Regions from separate parts of the Homo sapiens genome. Here region 1 is linked to region 2. A link is a contact called in ENCODE Hi-C or POLR2A ChIA-PET data. All regions are on one chromosome and are shown on one strand. The core of a region is the stretch at or near the end of the contact, and the rest is flanking DNA. Distances in the headings are between cores, read along the strand shown. Region 1 overlaps CTSC (cathepsin C). Region 2 overlaps LOC101929174 (a long non-coding RNA gene).

Region 1 (3,485 bases), core at 624-3,123, 100 kb before region 2:
GAGACGAGACCCTTGGTGTCAGATGAAAAACAGAAATGTTGCTGACTGGCTGTTATAAGACCCACTTGGGGCTCTCAACATTCAGAACACTGCAAGAATTCAGTGAGATGGGAGCTTGGAGGGCAAGTGATGAAAATGAGACACGGCAGAGACTGATTATCACTAAAAGTTTAGGAAAGGGAAACAACAGTTTATCTTTGGGTACTATAAATTTATAATCCTCCCAGGAGACACTAATCAGAATGTTTCCAGACAGCAAATACTAAACCTATTTTATAGTAACAAATCAGCCATGGGTAGTATTATCTTCAAAATGAGCTTAGAAGTAATAAAACTGAGTATTGCATAGATTCTCCAAGTCATTGTTGGCTACAACTCAGGATAACAAGATAATTTGCTATCAAGTGCAGTTAGAGGACATGTTATGAAATCAACTCACATTGTATCAAACTTCTGAAAATAACTGGTAAAATTCAATAATAGGAATACTTTTCATGAACCTGGGTTCCGCCCTCACGCCATCACTCAGGAAGCTGGGTTAATACTTACCATCACATATCGTATTCTAATGTAAAGTGAATTGAAAGGTCCTTACACAGCTCAAAAAATCTACCAGGAAAATAATTTAAGGATTTATTTTACGGGTTCATGTAGTAATTAATGACTAAATTAATGGGGGTGGGGGAATACAGGAACAGGTATCAAAGAAAGATTCCAACAAACCACTTGCAGAATGGTACACAATTCTTTGCTTCTACTAGAATCTTTCCTACTAGGAGGACAAATGAGTTTGTCTTACATATCACTCTGATTGTCACTAGCTACCTGGAAAATATATTGAGAAGAGTACTGAATAAATGCTAAGCTCAGTAGAAAAGAAAATTTTTTACTAAAGTTTGTCATGGATATAAAAGGAAAGAATAATTCATAGGCCACCTATTTTCTATTTCTGTAAAAAGGGGATCATGCCCATTCCATCTAGGTATCCCCGAAATCCATCACACAGAGCAACTGTTCAATAAATAGTTCCAAACAAATTAACAAAAAACTTAGGCTTATTTTTTTACCTTGGTTTCGAACAGGACTGACAAAATTGATACCATGAACATTTCTCCAGTCCCAAGATGTTGGCAAATGCAAAATCTTTTGCTGTATTTCAGCAGTCAGTGGTGCAGGTTTGGGCCTAGAAAGGAAATATACATTTGATATCAACATATAATCTTTCCTTTGAGGATGATTTCCTAAACTCTACTATAATTCTATGATTTCAGCTACCAGACTAGCTAGGATCTAGATTCAGACCCAGAGCACCTGTTTTATGAGTGATTCAATGTGTCAATTACACAATGGAGTTGTGTAAATGGCTTTCATTCGCTGTTTCTTTTTCAGGATCTAGTATTGATAATTTTCCTTTGTGAAATGACACTGGTTTTGTATATCACTGTGATGTTATTTTTAGTTTGCCTGAATAGCTGCATTCTTACTCATTTTTGAAAGATTTTTGACCAAGAAAGAGATGAGAAGTAGAAGACATAAGAAGGGTTTAGAGAAAACAGAGGAATCACTGATGTTTGACTTAGGAGACAGACACATTGGTAGTGAGGTGGCTGTAAAAGAAGTGAAGTTGGCAAAGGGAAAAAAGGGTCTATGTGAGGCAGGAGAACAGGTTCTGGAGGCAGGGAACATAAGGCCAATTCACACTGACTTCCTAGAACTAAATAAAGTGGAAACACTTCAGCAATGGCAGGAATGCGAAGGGCTTTGTCACTTCACTTCATCCTCTCCGTTTACATGGGCCACAACCCCCAGGAGTAACACCCTCTCCATTAACACAAGGCCTATACTGAGTAAATGACTTTGTAACTTAACTCCACCCTCTTCATTTACATAAGGCATACACCAGGTAACCAATGGGAAACCTCTAGACGGTATTGAAACCCCAGAAAATTCTGTAACCAGGGCCTTGAATCATTTACTTAGGCCCACTCCCATCCTGTGGAGTGTGCTTTCATTTTCAATAAATCTCCGCTTTTGTTGCTTCATTCTTTCCTTGCCTCATTTGTGAGTTTTGTCCAATTCTTTGTTCAAGAAGCCAAGAACCTGGACACCCTCAACCAGTAACAAGCATAACACAGGCTGACTAGCTCCGTAAACAACAGATAAAACTGTTTCATTATAGAACCACACCTTATATGACAGTGTTGGGCTGTAAGACACACAAAGGAGAGTTGCCTAGGCCCATGAATGAACGGACATTTTTGGGAAGTGAGAAAATTGTTCTAACAGCTTCTCTGTATTAGCGATTTCACACATACATACACATGCACACACACACAAACACACGCGCGCACACACACACACACACACACACACAGAGAGAGAACCACAGCTTTAGACACATTCGACTTCTTGGAGTTTCCCCAAGACTGCCAAATGGCCTCTCTGTTCTATATCTTTATGCTGCTGCTCCTGTAACCTCAAGTGCCTGTTGCTCACCACTTAAAACTCCCCTAAGAGTTTTTCCCTAACTTGTAATTTTCAAAACTGCTCATAAAGTAGCCTCCACTCACCAGCCCCCAGCGAAAACTCACTTCCTCTCTCTCTCTGCTCCTTCAAATTTGTTTTTAGGGCACTAGTCACAATGTGGTAAAAATTATTTTTTGTTACTATAAACTATTTGAATTTCTTATTCAACTGGGCATTGTCATATCACACTGTTCTAGTTTTTCAGTGGTTACCAGATGTTTTTTACTAGGCTAAAATTTAGTCAATGGCAAAGATTCTTTCTGGGCTACTTCATGCCCTCTGCACCTATCCACAAATGGTCCCGTCTCTCACAGCTTCTCTTAGATATAACACAGGTTAAGAATACATGACAAGGGGCCAGGCGCGGTGGCTCACGCCTGTAATCCCAGCATTGGGAGGCCGAGGCGGGCGGATCACGAGGTCAGGAGATTGAGACCATCCTGGCTAACACAGTGAAACCCCGTCCCTACTAAAAATACAAAAAAAAATTAGCTGGGCGTGGTGGCGGGTGCCTGTAGTCCCAGCTACTCGGGAGGCTGAGGCAGGAGAATGGCATGAACCCAGGAGGTGGAGCTTGCAGTGAGCCGAGATTGCACCACTGCACTCCAGCCCGGGTGACAGAGCAAGACTCCGCCTCAAAAAAAAAAAAAAAAAAAAAAAAAAGAATACATGACAAAATGGAACTGAGATGAAACAAAGAGAAAAACAACAACGATTTCTTCAAAAATAGCAATTGTAACCTTGACAATTGTATAGATTACACAAACACTAGTTAATTGTTCACTAATTTTTTCTCCTAAGCCAGTCACATTGGTTGAAGATATACATGATACAGAGATAAATATGAGATGGTCATTAACAATATGGAAGACAATGTTAAGAGACATAATATACACAAAGATTACTATAACAAGTTACAGTAATGCTATAAAACACACAATTTGGACAAAGTCTATATA
Region 2 (3,785 bases), core at 177-2,676:
GTAGTGAGAAAGAAACAAATGTCTCAAACCTGAGCAAAACATTAATACTTTTTGATACTTTAAGAATCGTTCTTTATCAATTAGTAATACTTCTGATTAACATCCCAATCAGTGAAGTTAGAGTTTAGCCTACAAAGCTGATACATGTGTGATAGTATTACAAACTTAAAATCTTGTGAATAGATCAAAAACTTTAGCAGACATTCCTTTCTAGTACCTAGACTAACACTCTTATCAAGATAAGAATTTTTTGTCATTTTCATTTATTTTGGCTTTTACTAGAAAGACACTCTTTGCAGAAGCAACATTTGAATTGGCTTTCTTTGAAGTGAGTACTCTTATTGACAGTTTGAAATAAACCTAGACCCTTGCTCAACATCAATACATCTGGGAAATTTTGTCTAACATTCCTTTGTTCCTTTAACCTAAACTCCTTGAAGAGGGGATTGACTTATTTGTACTATAACCCAGTTATCTGGTATGAGATTTGGTAAAAATAAACATGATTTCTAAATGTTAGTTGAAGAAATAAATATTTGAATGAATTTACCAGCTTTAGACCTTGTTTCAATTTTACATTGCTTACATTTTGGAAAGATGTTGCAGATGAGCCGTCTCATTCATTTATTTTTATTCTTTTGCAAAGAATGTCTTTGGGGGCTGCTTATCAAGATTTCCTGTGTGTGTCCTGTCTGACTTGGTATCCTCCAGGCTCTGGTGAGTTTCCTCACCAGCCTGGGACACTTCCGTTTTTCCTTCTCCACTAACTCACATCACATTTCGGGATAGGGCTTCTAACCCCTCTTTTAATAGACACAGTTTTTAACAGCATTCTATCTTAAACATGAATAAACAGTTGGAATGTAGGCAACTTAGAGAATGTTTAAACAAATGAGAAGTAGCTGGAAGGTTGAGAAAAGGTCACTACAGTTATTGAGAGGAGTCTGACTCATGAAACAAAACAAAACAAAGCAAAACAAAAGTTACTTAACTGACAAAAAGCAAATCAGAGAAAAAAACAATCATGAGAACATTTTGGGTGGCTGGCTGAGGCAATACCAAAACTTCAAGTGATGAGAATGGGAAGTTAATCAGAAAAGACTGCTCCTAGGGTGGTGAACCTAGTGTGACTCCTGGAGGGAGGCTTTTTCCCAGCTGTCTCTCTGACTTTTCTGGGTATCTGCATTCTCACTTGTTAAACAAGGGGGTTATATTAAAGTAGATATAATATTATTTCCATTTCTAATCTTTTACATTGGGCTCTAAGTTTTTAGCAGACTAAATTCTTATGTTTTAGGGAATATAGTTAATCTCATATAGTTTGGTCTTTATATGTTTTTCTTCATTATTTAACCCATATTTATTGAGTGACTCTGGTTTGAGCACTGTGTTACGCAGTGTGCAGGCAAGATGAGTAAGACAAAAGCACTGTCATCGAATGCCTCATAGTCCGAGGGACCACCGCATTATTAACAGTGACTTAGCAATCAGGAGCAGAGGAGATGGCTGGGACAGGGAGGTAAGGATGCAGGGATGGAGATGGAATGAAAAGGATAAGACCGAAGGAAAATATTTTATCATCTCCTGAAATACATGAAGGTTACCATTTTATCTTAGAGAATAAAAACTGGTTATGATTTTTGTTTTTACTCCTTTGGTTATAAATGTGTTGAGCTCTGGATCAACTTGCTGCACTAAGGATGGTAGTGCTGACTGGGATTACTTAAAAGGTTAATGAGGAGTTCACTAGCCTTTCCATAGTTTCTATAATAGAAGATAGCTAACTCTTAGTTTTATTGATGTGGGGCACTACCTAGCCTGGCCTATAGATTTGTGTTTACCATGCGGTAGCTGCTTGGCGATCTGGGAGGCTGCTTGGTGATTCCTCATACAGCTTGATGCTGACCTGAAAGATTAAAATGCACAGAGAGCAGTGAGAATAGAAGAGCCTAGAACTGCTTGGGAAATTTGAATGCTCTCTTGGGCCGTCCAGGTGGGCAGAATATGTGAAACAGATGGGCAGAAAATAATAGTAAATGGTGTGGGCTATTAATTAAATGGAAAGAGCATATTTCACCTAGATGTCTTCAGATTCTTGTTTCTTTCCTCACTCCTTCATGCCGTGAACCCTGTGCCTGAAAGCACAGAACAGCCAGCCCTAAGTCTCAGTTTGAGAGTTATCGTGGCCAAGACAATTCTTTCCTTCACTATGGCTTTCGAGGTATAATGCCTGATCATTGCATGGCATACTGTAGCAGTTAAGTAAGGAAACATTGTTTTGGTTGCTGTTCATTTGTTTTTATCCCCCCTTGTCTAAAAACATGCTTAGGTAAGTAGTAAATATATCACTAAGATGTTATTGGGAAACAATGCTGGATTTAGAGCTAAATATATGTAATTCATGTAAGGGATTTTAAAGCATTTTTAAAATTAAGATAATGCATAAAGAATATAGAAATACAGAATACAGGCAAAATCCATATAGAAATGCATACAGAAAAGAGCACATAAAAGCACAAACTGAACATGCCTACATTAAAAAAAATCACAACATCATCAACATCATGGAAGCACCAGTCCACTTCATGCTCCTCTCTAAGGATTATTTTTAATATCACTTGGTAAAGTGTCTGCCTTCTACAGTCACCAGTAGAGTTACAGGTTAATTTACTTATTACTTCTCTCTTCCTGTGATGAGAGACGGTGGAAAACATAAGGGCAGGAACTAAGATTTTTTCTCCTTTGTATCCATGTATCCATGATACATCGATTGCAATGGCTCATACAAAAGCAATCACCATCTCAAGTTTTGTTTTAAAATATAAACCCTGAGACAAACATTAATAAGTAAATGTCTCTCAGAACCCCTAAGGAAACAAATGAAGGGTCTGGGAAAAGCCTGAGGGTGGCGAGGGGTGTATCAGTATTTCTTGAGAGTGCAGCTCATTGGGGACTTCCCTGATCCTGGATTCAGAAATGCTGGCAGCAAGCAGGAAAAGGCAAGTGTTTGAGCTGGATAGAAAGAAGTAAAAAGGGAGATGAGGATTCAGAAAGTGAAAGTGAATAGAGATCAGTTTTGGATTTTGTGTTGATGACTTGACCTTGCTTTCTTCATCTGTAACATTGAACCAATAACAATTGTTCCAGGATTCTTCAACAAATTTCTATGTAAATTTATTAAGCTGTGGGTCAACTTGTAGTCTCTAGAGCCCAGATATCTAATGAGAAGCCGCAGAAAAAAGTCCCATTGCCACATCACATTTCGTTTCTAGACTCATCTATTTGATTTAGCTTTTTAAATGTGTGTAGAGCTCTCAGCAAAGAGGGATATTCTAAATATCTCTCTGAACATTAAAAGGCTAGAATAGAAGGGTGATGATAGTGAAAGGGGTTAACTAGTGTTTTTCATACATTAGATAATTCACGCTGCTTCATTTTTCATACATTAGATAATTCACTTCAATGAACAATATTGAATATTCTTTGGAAATGTGTTTAGTGGAAATTCCCATTTATGCTTGTTTAAGTGGGTTGATGAGGCTTAGGTAATCAAGTTGCAACACTGGGGAAAAAAAGAGACCAGACAAGTACCAACAAGGAAATTCAACTGAAGTGTTGTTGGTGTGCCACATAGCCATGGGAAAATGAGGGCAGGATCAAAACTTGCTGGAAACTAGCTTCTCTATTTGTTTTCCTGTCTTTCTTTAACTGAAGTATAGGGGAAATTTTGGTAGGCATAGATTTCCTTTGGATATCATCTCTTTAGCTACAGATTTGCCTCTGAT

What was found. A loop is a pair of places that touch in the nucleus more often than their neighbours do. ChIA-PET counts read pairs that join two places held with the same protein, here RNA polymerase II (POLR2A). Pooled maps may share reads with other maps.
Region 1: a loop to region 2 is called in a map of Caco-2, with 6 times the contacts of the local background. The contact joins two enhancer-like sites. A Hi-C loop is called at or near these places in 2 of 168 maps with a recorded cell type or tissue (Caco-2 and natural killer cell) and 5 of 50 pooled maps. POLR2A ChIA-PET finds 5 or more read pairs at or near these places in 4 of 52 experiments (GM12878, Panc1, T-cell and 1 more).

The regions. Positions count from the first base shown.
Region 1 is chr11:88,299,463-88,302,947 of GRCh38, forward strand. It overlaps CTSC (cathepsin C), which reads right to left. Exons shown (of 7, transcript NM_001814.6): 5 at 1,068-1,183. Among named protein-coding and RNA genes, the nearest start is that of CTSC, 37 kb to the right of the region's middle. Within about 2 kb of position 1,874, at least 6 of the 41 ENCODE cell types and tissues checked have a DNase peak (open chromatin) inside an H3K27ac peak, as active enhancers do; they include GM12878, where a contact is called at or near this core.
Region 2 is chr11:88,401,550-88,405,334 of GRCh38, forward strand. All of the region lies in intron 2 of LOC101929174 (a long non-coding RNA gene), which reads left to right. Among named protein-coding and RNA genes, the nearest start is that of CTSC, 66 kb to the left of the region's middle. Within about 2 kb of position 1,427, at least 5 of the 41 ENCODE cell types and tissues checked have a DNase peak (open chromatin) inside an H3K27ac peak, as active enhancers do; they include GM12878, where a contact is called at or near this core.